2 separate regions of the Homo sapiens genome follow, and region 1 is linked to region 2. A link is a contact called in ENCODE Hi-C data. All regions are on one chromosome and are shown on one strand. The core of a region is the stretch at or near the end of the contact, and the rest is flanking DNA. Distances in the headings are between cores, read along the strand shown.

Evidence for each region. Hi-C counts contacts between places; a loop is a spot of excess contacts on that map. Pooled maps may share reads with other maps.
Region 1: a map with no recorded cell type shows a loop between it and region 2 (3-fold over the local background). The contact joins two enhancer-like sites. A Hi-C loop is called at or near these places in 2 of 37 single-sample maps with no recorded cell type and 2 of 50 pooled maps.

Annotation. Positions count from the first base shown.
Region 1 is chr9:115,368,487-115,374,724 of GRCh38, reverse strand. All of the region lies in intron 4 of DELEC1 (deleted in esophageal cancer 1), which reads right to left. Among named protein-coding and RNA genes, the nearest start is that of DELEC1, 230 kb to the right of the region's middle. RefSeq lists an enhancer at 632-1,831. Within about 2 kb of position 1,549, at least 4 of the 41 ENCODE cell types and tissues checked have a DNase peak (open chromatin) inside an H3K27ac peak, as active enhancers do.
Region 2 is chr9:114,689,220-114,695,514 of GRCh38, reverse strand. No RefSeq gene overlaps it. Among named protein-coding and RNA genes, the nearest start is that of TEX48, 10 kb to the right of the region's middle. RefSeq lists a silencer at 4,221-4,270 and an enhancer at 3,744-4,943. Within about 2 kb of position 4,359, at least 5 of the 41 ENCODE cell types and tissues checked have a DNase peak (open chromatin) inside an H3K27ac peak, as active enhancers do.

The DNA of each region.
Region 1 (6,238 bases), core at 300-2,799, 680 kb before region 2:
ATTAGACATGGTTTTTGCTTTGGGGGAAATTCATCCTCATTTGATGAAACAAATAGGTTTATAGGAAATTCAATATATCATTGTCATTTTGCCAAAATTTATTTTATGCCAGGCATTACACAAATATCTCAGTGAATCTTACTACCAATCTAATAAGGTAGGTTTTGTTGCCCCAATTTATAGATCACATGTTCTGGGTCACAGAGCCAAGATCTCAACAAAAGTCTGTCTCATTCTGCACTCACTCGACTGTTCACAGTCTCCAATGGCTTCCCATTTTACTCATGGGAGAAGCCAAAGTCCTCACTGTGACCTAAATGACCCTATTTTTGTTTGCCATATTTACAGGATTTCCCCCAGTCTGAACACATGATAGAACTGTACTTCCTGCTTCCATATTTTAGGTCAATCCAACTAATCAGTTCATTCCAATGAATGATGTGTGGAAATAATGTGCATCAATTTCAGGCTGAGCATTGCTTCCCCAAGGTGAGACCCAGCAGAAATCTCTTTTTATTTTTTCCCCTATAATAGCACAGATATTCGTTGCTCTATAGTCAGAGTCCTAGAGCAAGGAAGACAGTGAAGTTGTGGGAGCAGAGGCCCCTTCTGGCCCACGATGAAAATTAGGCGAGTGGAAAAGTCACTGAGATTCCAGTTTGTTAATTATTGCATGTTGGCTGCCTAACCTCTCTTGATTGATAAAGCTGCTTTATTTTTTTTCTCTAACATATCACCACAGATCCTACTGTGTAGTTTACTTATTTATCATGGTATTTCCTGTCACCCACATGAGAATGTCAGCTCCATGAAGGCAAGGAGTAAGTTTAGCCAATTTTCTTCACTACTATATTCCCCATAGCAAGAACAGTGCATGGTTTGTTGTAGGAAATCAATAAGTCTTTGTTGAATAAATAGAATCAAGCTACCTCATTACATCTATGAGTGATAAGACAAAGTTATGTTTGGGAAGCTACTAAAACACACAAAAAGACTGATTCAAAATGAGGCTGGACTTGTGTCTTTCCCCCGTGTGACCCCAGTGTTTAGTGAGTGTCTGCATTGCGGGAACTCTATATATGATTGTTGAGCTGTTACAATGAAGAGCCTCTGCTGTGGCTTTTGTAACTAAATAACTCACCAGGCAAACATGCATTAATAATTACTCCACTCTCCTGGTGGTGAGACCTTCATCTATCACCCTGGAGGTCTTAGTCATGGCTTAGTCATGCCCAGTGACTCACCTCCATTCAGCTTTTCGCTTAGTGATGTTCCTCTCCTTTTTCTATAACCGTTTTCCTCCTTTCTGTTTTATTTTCTTTCCTTTTTCTTTTATTTTTAGAGATGGGGTCTCACCATATTGCCCAGGCTTGTCTCAAACTCCTAGGCTTAAGCAATCCTCCCATCTAGGCCTCCCAAAGTGCTGGTATTACAGGAGTGAGCCACCACACCTGGCCCTCCTTTCTCTTAATTCACACCCCATTCAGGTGTGTCTTGAATAGTCAGCCTCAAATGACTCTTAACCTCCTTTCAGGACAAAGCAACTCTTTTTGTTCCCTGTCACTAGAGGCATTTGTTCCAAATTGCAGCCTCAGGAAACTGCTGCAGGCAAACAGGTGGCGTATCTGTTGAAGGATCCTAAAGGAGATATACATTCTCTTCAAAATATCTTTGCACACTGGAAATAATGCTGACTTCTGCTTAGCTCTGAATGAACGTTCTTCTGAAGGATGTCTATTTGTTTGTCCAGGTGACATCTAAAGGACAAAGTTCCAAATCTGAACTTTCTTCTCCTGAAATCTTTTCCATTTTGGTGTTGACACCACTTTCAGGCACCCAAGCTCTCTTTGTAACCCAACTTGCAACCTTCACCTAAAGCAACAAAATCAAATGCCATCATGCTGTTGTCACCCCTTGTATCAGTCAGGGTTCTCCAGAGACCGAACCTACACTCACACTCACACACACACACATACACACACACACACACACACACACACACACACACACACACTTATCTTTAAGGAATTTTCTTACATGATTGTAGGGACTGATAAGTCTAAAATTTGGATGGCAAGCCAGTAAGCTAGAAATTCAAAATCTACAGAGCAGAGCAGGTCAGCAGACTGAAAACTCAAGTAGGATTTCCTCGTTACTCTTGAGGCAGAATTTCCTCTCTGAAAAACTTCAGTTTTATTTTTCAGGCCTTCAACTGATTGGATGAGACACATTGTCAAGAATAATATCGTTTATTTTAAGTCAACTGATTGTAAATGTTCATCGTGTCTACAAAATACTTTCACAGCAACATCTAAACTACTGTTTCACCAAACAACTGGGCACCATAGTTTAGCTAAATTGATACACAAAATTAACCATCACACCCTGCTGTGGAAGGTTTGCCTTCCCCCCAAATTCATATGTTGAAATTCTCATCCCCAATATGGTGGCATTAAGAGGTGAGACCTATGGGAGGTAATTAGGTCATAAGGGTGGAATCCCCTTGAACAAGGTTAGTGCCTTTAAAAAAAAAAAAAGAGATGAGAGAGCTTGCTTTTCCTCTCTCTGTTCTCCACTATGTGAGCATACAGAGAGAGAAGATGGCCATCTATGAACCAGGAAGCAGGTTTTTGCCAGATGCAAACCTGCAAGGATCTTCATCTTAGACTTCCAGCCTCCAGATAGGAGGCTGGAAGATATATGATAAATAAGTGTGGGTTCTTTAAGCCACCCATCTATGGTACTTTGTTATAGAAGTCCAAACTAACTAAGACACACCTCTATATCCTTTACTCTACAGCAGACATTATTAATCAATCACTACCTTTTCCTAGATAAGTTCAGATGAAGTTTCATAATTTCTTTCATGATAGCACTAATGCCAGCCATTATTAATTGGTCAAATCTGGGATGTGGGTTGGAACTCATCTCTGGCTTGTACTTCTAAAAGTAAGTCTAATCATTTGTCTTTCTTGCTTAATGGTTCCTCATTGCCTAAGATTCCATGTCACAAAATATTAGTCTTACAAGATAGTCTACCAAAAAGAGATTCTGTGATCGAAAAGGTTTATTATAATTGATACATCGTGCCTCCCTCTAAAAATCGAAATCCTGTGGAACCGAGGCAATTAAAATTTGATAACGCAGTTTTTCCAAAATCTACTTGACTACTCAAATCATTCTTCATATTTTACTCACTAACATTCTGAAAAATACATTTTGGAAAATGCTTGTCACTAAAGGCCTTTCCAGATCTGGTATCAACTATCTTTCCAAACCAATCTCTTTTGTTTCTTGTTTGTTTATGTTTTGTTTGAGACAGAGTCTCGGTGTGTCGCCGAGGCTGGAGTGCAGTGGCACAATCAGGGCTCACTGCAACCTCTGCCTCCCGGGTTCAAGTGATTCTCCTGCCTCAGCCTCCCAAGTAGCTGGGATTACAGGCACACATCACCATGCCCAGCTAATTTTTGTATTTTTAGTAGAGATGGGGTTTTGCCATGTTGGCCAGGCTGGCCTCTAACTCCTGACCTAAGGTGATCCACCAGCCTCAGCCTCCCAAAGTGCTGGGATTACAGGCGTGAGCCACCATGCCCGACCCCAAACCAATCTCTTTTGAATCAAAGTGTTCCATGAATACCCTCTACACTACCTTCATCCTGCATGTCCCTCAACTTCTTAAATTAAATGATTCTGCAACACCTATGTTCATATTCCTTGTGGCAGAAACAATGCTATGTGCTCAATTAAGCTCTGTTTTCTCCCTGGGCCTACAGGAAGAAGACATTTCCCATCCTTCTTTCAGTTGTGTTGGGGCCATGTGACTTGTCTGTCCACTGAGATGTAAATGAAATGAAGTAAACCACTTCCAGGCCTGGCTCCTCTACTTTCCACTTGATCCTCCATTCCCTCCCTCTCTGTCTCTCTCTCTCTCTCTCTCTTCTCTAACCAGGTGGCTAGAAACATAGGACTCTCAAAGGGTAGAGCCACATGATACAAGAAGCCTATATCCTGAGTGACATCATAGATGAGAGCACTGCCTCACCCCAACAAAGAGTGAAGAAGAAATTCTTGTTGTGTTAAAGCCACTGATACTTTGGGGGTGTCACAGGAGCTAGTGTTAATCATCCTGACTATTGCAATCTTCCATAAAGCCTTATGGAAAATACTTATAGTCTTTACATTCAAAGTTTTGGATAAGACTTATGCCTTAGCTAGAATAGACTTCTCCTTTTTCAAATTTCCATCATAATTTAACCCACTCATAACACTTATCACTTTCTATTTTTCATTAGCATGTTTGATGTTGCTGTTGTATCTCTATTTCTAGACTTAGAGCTTCTTGAGAGCAAGATATATACCTATTTGATCTCTGCATCCCTTCACCTCACTTTGAAGAGTAAATTGTACATAATAATTGTTAATCTTTATTGAATACAAGATGCCATCAAGATTATTTATATTCTAATAGCAAATTTCATCATGGTAAGAAAAAGCTGTAAGTCTTAAAAAGACTTAGGAGCTATAGCAATGGGACTCTGTTGCCAAATTTGACATACTGACTAAATTGTGTCTCACTCACCCCTGTATAATTCCTTGGTACCTCTTTATGTAGAAAGCCAAACTGAAAAGTAGAAAATGCACAGATTTTGGAATTAGAGAGAACTTGGCTGAATCCCAATTCTTTCACTTGTTGCTCTTTGATTTGGGAAAAATGTTTTTACACTTCTAAGCCTCAGTTTCCTTATCTTAAAATCAGAGATCAATCCCCATCTCATGAGACTGCCATGTGGATTAAATAAAACCTTGAATTTAAAGTGCCCAATAGAGGGACTGGCACATGAGAAAGTGCTCAGCAAATGGCAACTCCCTCCGCCAGGGCTTGGAAAAGCTGTAGCTGCTGACATGTCAGCAGGGGCCATCCTGGCCAGGGAAGTTCGCCAAAGCCCTAAAGGAAACTGGATGGCTTTTAAAGCAAAGTTGATTAAATATGATTTTGCAGCTCCTGCTGAGAGACGAGCTGCAAGGGAACAGCTGTGTTGTTTTATTGGGGAATCAAGGATTGAATGCCATATGAAGTCCTCTTTAAAAGAATCTAAAACAAGTTATTGATGCTACTGAGCAGTTTGTTCAGTAAATGAAGTATGCTCTCAAAGAGCCATGGCTAAATGGTGAGGTCAGGACAAAAAGTAAATAACGGTTTTCTTTCCTCATTGGTCCTAACAGATTAAAGCATACATATATCAGTGTGTCTGCCTGTGTCAGGCTGAGCCAATTCAACAATGATGCAACTCTATTACTCAGTGGAAAAATGACCAATTAGAGCAAAGAGTCTCCTAATCTTTTACATAAACATGTTGGAAATGGGAGTCCCTGGTTGGCAATTCGAAATGGGCAAGTAATGACATATTCCTGTAACAACCGTTATTCTTTATTTGGAAGTGGTGATGGAGAATGGAAGGTTTACGAAGTGGAGACATAACTGTTGTAGATTTGTTTTCTCTGTGTGAGTGTCAGGGAAACATGGCAGAAACTGTATTAAAGAGACCTGGGTTCAAGTCCTGGCTTGTCCACTGTGTCAGGAGGTGAATCCATTTCCCTCTCTCAGTCTTGGTTTCCCTGCATGACAGAAAATTGCACCAGGCAACCAACCTGTAAGCCCTTCCTGCATTTCCACTAAGCTTAACATCTTAAGATTCGTTTTTTTTTTTTTACATTCCTTGAGCTTGTGGGAAGAAATAAAATAGTTACATATGAGGTGGGATTGGGAGACTTAGTTTAAGAAGGAGCATTTAGTCTGGAAAGAAAATAATGAGAACATTTAGTTCAGTTCTCCATTAAAAGATAATTGTCAAATTTGAAGTAACCAAATGGAACAAAGAGATGATGGTTTTATTGAACTTTTCTGTTCTCATCAAAGTTATTATTCATAATTTCCTATATAAGCATAGAACATAGCAGGAAAGACTCTCAAACAAACCTCACAAATCCTGCCTCCTCCAATGACAAAAGCCAGCATTTATTTTGCCCTTGGTATGCGCAGGCACTATGCTAAGTGATTTTTAAATTTTATTTTATTTTTCCTCATCATAGCTGTAAGGAAGTAGAGGTTACTATTCTCATTTCCCTAATTTAGAGACAGGAAATCAGTTGCCCAAGGTCATGAAGTTGGGGATAGCATTGGAAAGCAAAGACAGCTCCTTCTGTTTTTCTTACAGAATAATTGTTCTATTCTGTTCTC
Region 2 (6,295 bases), core at 3,110-5,609:
CCTGTCTCTATTAAAAATACAAAAAAAAAAAAAATTAGCCAGGCATGGTGGTGGGTGCCTATAATCCCAGCTACTCAGGAGGCTGAGGCAGGAGGATGCCTTGAGCCTGGGAGGCAGAGGTTGCAGTGAGCCAAGTTCATGCCACTGCACTCCAGACTGGGTGACAGAGCAAGACTTAGTCTCAAAAAAAAAACAAACAACAACAACAACAAAACTTTTTCCTTGGCCTTCTCTCTTGCTGACAAGTTCTATAGTACTTAGAAATTGCCCAAGAGAGATTCCTACTTCTGATGTGTTTTGTTCTTGGTTTGCTTTTGTTTTTTTCCTGAGTTGGCAGAGGTGGGACTGAAACACATGTCCCTTGCTTCTCAGTTCAGTTCTCAGGCCACAGCACAACTGTTTTCATGTTATAAGCTCAGGACCTCTGAAAAGGCTTCTCATCTCCAAAATAGACTCTTCCCAACCTGAAAGTGAAGCTTAAGAAGCCTTTCGCAATGACTCACTCAGAAGCAAAGGTTCCCCAACAGAGAAGCAAGTCATGAAATAAACACCCCACAAGCTCCAAGCACCCCCGTGTGCCATGCGCAGTCTCCAAGCCAGGAGGGTCTCAGAGAACCGTAGAGCCATGGGAAACTGCTCTCTAGTGCTTACTTTCCCCCTGTATTGGACACGGTCAAGAGAACTTCCTCCCCTGTCTGCCTTTTTTCGCTGCCTTTCCATCCATCCCTCCATTCATTCAGTCATCCATCAACAATAGATTGGATCCATTAAGGCCCCAGCTTTCCTTCTACCCTACACCCATGACATAGATATAAAAGTGAGGTGTCCTCCTACTCTGTCTCTGGGCCCTAGCCATGTTTCTTGTTTTAGCCAGCAGAAAATCAGAGAACATGGCACAAGCAGAGGCAAGAAAAATTACTAGCATGTTCCTATTTATCCCTTGTAGCCTCTTCCATGGGCATAAGCCAGCCTGCTGGAAGATGAGAGACATGAACCAGGGTCAAGTCACCCAGTTGTCCCAGCCATGCCCATTATAGACCATCCAGTAGCCAGCCAACTGCCCTGATGTATGACCAACCCCAACCAATTTCAGCAGAACTGGCCGGCCATCCCGGGCACAAGAGCAAGAAACAGGCATTGCCATAAGCCACTGAGGTTTTGTATTTATTACTAAGCATTATTGTGGCAATAAATCACCTCTACATTCCAGCTAGCAGGAAGGAGGAAGGACAAAAGAATGTTTCCAGAAGTCACATAGGATGCTATCAGTTATTTGTCATTGGCAAGAACTCAGTCTCACAGCTGCCTCCACTGCAGAGAAGATTGGAAAATAATGGTCTTTATTCCAGACAGTTACATTTCCAGCCACAAATTGCAAGTTCTATTATTAAGGGAGAAGTGGTGAAAGGAAACTGGGAAACAATTAGAAGTCTTGCTGCAAGTGCAGACAGGTTTGGGATCAAACAGACGTAGGTCCATATCGCAGCTCAACCAGGGACTCAACTTGTGACCGTGGGCAAAATGTTTCCTTCTCGGGGACCTCAGTGTTCCTATCTATACAGTGGGAGCAAGGGAGAGTTAGTCCGCATGGGCTCTTAAGCTCCTCCTGGCTCTTTCCTTGCTAGAAATCAAAGTGAAGATTTTGAAGGGGTTGGCCTTCCATCAGATGCTAGCAAAGATGAACCTATTTACACACCTAGGTGACATTGCCCCTTCAGTCTGAAGCTATTTAGTGAACAAAAAGGCCAACACCTAGCAGAAACTTGTGTTGGAAAAAGATCTGCCTGGGCTCGCTCTTGCTGCTTTTCAAGTTACATAGAAGCAGCTGTCTGGTGCAGGCATCTAGTCCATTAAGGCCTCTAGCTATAACCCTCAAGCACCCAGTAGAGGTCAGAGAACAAAGATCCAATTATGTTGCTCAACTCCTGCCTGGGACTCCATCTAAGGAAGCAGAGACCCAAAAAGATATGGAAAGGGAGTGGTCTGATAGTCAAAATCCAGCCAGGCAACATTTATATGGTCCTGTTTGGAGTAGGAATAGAGAAAACTACATTTTAATTTACCATCATCAAATTACATAGCCCATATGTGTACTTTATAAAGAGGAAAGAAACCTTTACTCAGAGTGTAATTACAGCTTTCTAAAAGTCCTATAAATCTTTATAGTTCTGCAATGAAAGAAACTTCCCACTTTATATTTGATAAATCAGACTTACGTAATTTACAACTCAAGAATCCTCTTACTTTTACTCTAAACCTCAAGTGTACTTATCTCTCCCCTTGAGGAAAAAAAAAATTCAAAATAGCACTGAAGCCCAGGGCCCTCAGAATGCTCTATCTGCCACAAAATTCACGACTGTCCTGAATTTTGTAAGAAATGCATGAATTATAACAACAAAACAGCAACATTAGGTATTGAGTGTTTACTCTGTGCTTAAAACTTTGAGTTCAATGTTTCAATGCATCCTCAAAAAGCCATTAGGCATTACCATGCCACTTACAGGCATGGACACTGAAGCTCAGAGAAGCCACATAAGTCATCTAAGGTCACACAGCTAACATACGGTGAGCTGGGATTTCATCTTAGATAGTTGTCTCCACAGCAAAGCACTTGGCACAGTGTCTTACACATAGTTAATGTCACAAATGTTACTATTATGCTTACTTTCCTTAAAATGATTTCTGCCAGTCAGGCACAGTGGCTAACGCCTGTAATCCCAGCAGTTTGGGAGGCCGAACGGGCGGATCTCTTGAGGTCAGGAGTTTGAGACCAGCCTGAACAACATGGTGAAACCCTGTCTCTACTAAAAATACAAAAAGTAGCCAGACGTGGTGGCAGGCACCTGTAATCCCAGCTACTCAGGAGGCTGAGGCAGTAGAATCACTTGAACCCCAAGGGTGGAGGTTGCAGTGAGCCAAGATAACATCACTGAGCTTCAGTCTGGGCGACAGGAGACTCAGGCTCAAAAATCAATCAATCAATCAATCAATAAAATGATTCCTGCATATATTTGGGCAAGGTGGTCCCACAGATTCCTTAACCCACAGTGTCTAGATGATTTTCATTGGCAAACCCATAATTTTTCCTGTAAGTTTCCCACATCCCTGCCAAAGCCAGAAGATTTGTCTTATTTTATTGGTTTCTGAGAATGTTGATTTCACTTTTTAGGGTTTCATCAGAACAATCTTAAGAAATAATCTCCTCTGGCCAAGCGCAGCAGCTCAAGCCTATAATCCCAGCACTTTGGGAGGCTGAGGTGGGAGAATTGCTTGAGTCCCAGAGTTAGAGACCAGCCTAGGCACCATAGTGAGACTCCACCTCTACAAAAAATAGAAAAAATTAGCCCAGTGTGCTGGTGCATGCCTTTAGTTCCAGCTACCCAGGAGGCTGAGGTGGGAGGACCACTTGAGCCAGGGAAGAAGAGACTGCAGTGAGCCATAATAGTGCCACTGCACTTCAGCCTAGGCAACTGAGCAATACCCTGTCTCAAAACAAACAAAAGAAAAAAAAAATTTCTTCCATATCTCTGAAAATTAGCACACTGTCTTGAAATCAGTTATAAGGCTCAGTATAGAATCATCATGAAGAAGCTTTTGAGCTTCATGAGCACAAAAGCATAGAGAGGTGGGTGGCTACCGAAAGACAGCACAGTGTGTCATCGGGGAAGGCACAGAAGTCTTTCCAAGATACAGCACACCATGCAGTTCAAAATGTAACTTCATACATGCCAGCTCTTTTTGCCCTGAGCAAGGTGGGAATTGTGGGTGTCATTTTAAAGATGAGCAAATGAGACTCAGAGAAGGAAAGTGATTTGCCCTGCATGGGAAAGGCAGAAGTCTGAATCCAACTAGGGGTGGGTAGTATGTTTGGCCATGGACATTCCAGATGACTTGGTGACAAGAAAGCATGTGTGGAAGGAAAGGGAAGCCATATTGACTCTGAATCACATGCTGCCCTACACTGCGGCGGCTCCTTCCTCCTTCTCTTCCAAAAGGGAAGCACAAAACACAGCACCAAGAGGAATGCCCACCAAGTGCTCCTGAGAGATGACCTGCACTGTAACACTGTTCCTTGGGCCATCTATTGGGGGAGAGAGCCTTAGAAAGGGACGGGCACCACCTCTTCGGAACCTAAGCCCTTTCCAATGCTGCCCAAGAAGCCTCAGAGTGATGCTCTCTAGCTTCGCTCCACAGCAAATAATGGCACTGTGAAGTTTCACTGTAATAAAGAGATGATTCAGTGATTACTCAGAGAAACCATAGAATTTCAGAGATGCGCTCCTTAACCACAAACGTGTACAGCGATGCCAGCTTCATCTCCCTGCTGCAGCCTTCGCATTTGGGGTCAGATCTGAGTAATAAATGACATCTTAAATGACTGGTGACAGTGTTCACTCTTCCTTCCTCCCCAGCCCCACCACACTCAGAACTCAGCCACTGTGGCAAAATTTTAATACAAAGCCTTCAACAAGAGCAGTGAAACTTGTCTTCTCTCCATTTTCTCACAAGCCTCAAACTGATACTGGAAATTTTTTTCTCTGTCTCCAGTGTAATCGAAAAATATATTTTTATTAAGCAGAAATCCAAAAGTCAAGCCTATTTTTAGAATGGGAAATTACATTACAGAGGATGATTTTTTTTCCAAAAGGTTTATAAGTATCAATTATGTATGAGCCACAGAAGGGTTTTGTTTGTGACAATCACCTTGGGGCTTTGAAGAGAGCTTAGGTGCTAGGATTCTTGGAAATCAAGAATCTGAAGTAGTTTGAAAGAATAAACCAAATTTCCAGCTCAGAAACCATGGACAAGTGACGAGTTTACATCCACAATGATGCCCTCCCACAGCTTCTTAGGAGGGAAACAAAAAACCATCCCATAACTTTTAGTATATAGGTCATGGATACAATGGCTGTGATAGTTAATTGTATAAGTCAACTTGACAGGATCATGAAATGTTCAGCTATCTGGTTAAACATTATTTCTGGGTATGTCTGGAACAGATCAGCCTTTGAATCAGTGGACTAAGTAAACTGGTTTGCCCTCCTCAATGGGGGTGGGCAGCATCCAATCTGTTGGAGGCCTGAACAGAACAAAAAGGCAGAGGAAGGGAGGAGTCAACTTCTCCCTGCCTGACTGCCTTAACTTGGACATCCACCTTCACCTGCCCTCAGCACTTACAGTCCTCAGGCCTTCGGACTCAACGCGGGATTGTACACCATTGGCTTTCCAGCTTGTAGATGATAAGACATACATATAGATGGAGACAGAAAGAGAGAGAGGTCGAGAGAGAGAGACTGAAAGAGGGAGGGAGGGGAGGGAGGGGGAGGGAGAGGGAGGGAGAGAGACGGAGAGAGACAGAGAGAGACGGAGAGAGACAGAGAGAGACAGACAGAGAGAAAGAGAAACAGAGAGAGACAGAGAGACAGAGAAACAGAGAGACAGAGACAGAGAGACAGACAGACAGAGAGACAGAGACACAGACAGACAGAGACACTGAAAGAGAGAGACAGAGAGAGAGAGACACCGAGAGAGAGAGAGACACCGAGAGAGAGACACCGAGAGAGAGACACCAAGAGAGACACGGAGAGAGAGAGAAAGAGAGAGGAAAGCAGGATCCTAGTGGTTCCGTTTTTTGGAGAACCCTAACACAAGGATGTATCTCAAAAGAGGTTTTCTAAACCCCATTTATTCACATATCACTGTGACTCTATTACCTCTACTCTTATTTCCTTAATATTTTTCTTTAAACCATATTATTCTTTTACATTAAAACAAAGGTACATACCACTACCATAAATAGAAAAGATCAACACAAAAATAAACATAACAAAAACAAAACAATGAGCTTAACTTCTAGCCTGATGCCATCACCTGCCAAAGACTCAGAGCCTGCCTGCTGTTCTCTTTTTATTGTGAGGGAGGTCAGCAACTGTTTGGAGGCATTACTGAGGGGGTAGCATCCAGCTAAATTTAGGTAATTGAAAGGACTAAAAAGGGAGTCATTCCTTCATGATGTGAACCAGTGCTATAGAATGTCATGTCCATGTTTGGCCTTAAATTTCCCCACTTCTCATCAGGGGACTGGGCCCCACACTGCAGGAAAATATTTCACTAATGTCTTCACCTAGGAAATGTCCCAAGATCTCTGATTGATTAGAGCTCTTGTTCAAAAACAAAGGTGGAATGAAATAAATTCGTTCAACCATCATGGAAAAGTGTGGTGATTCCTCAAAGAACTAAAAACAGAACTACCATTCAACCCAGCAATCCCATCACTGGGTATATACCCAAAGGA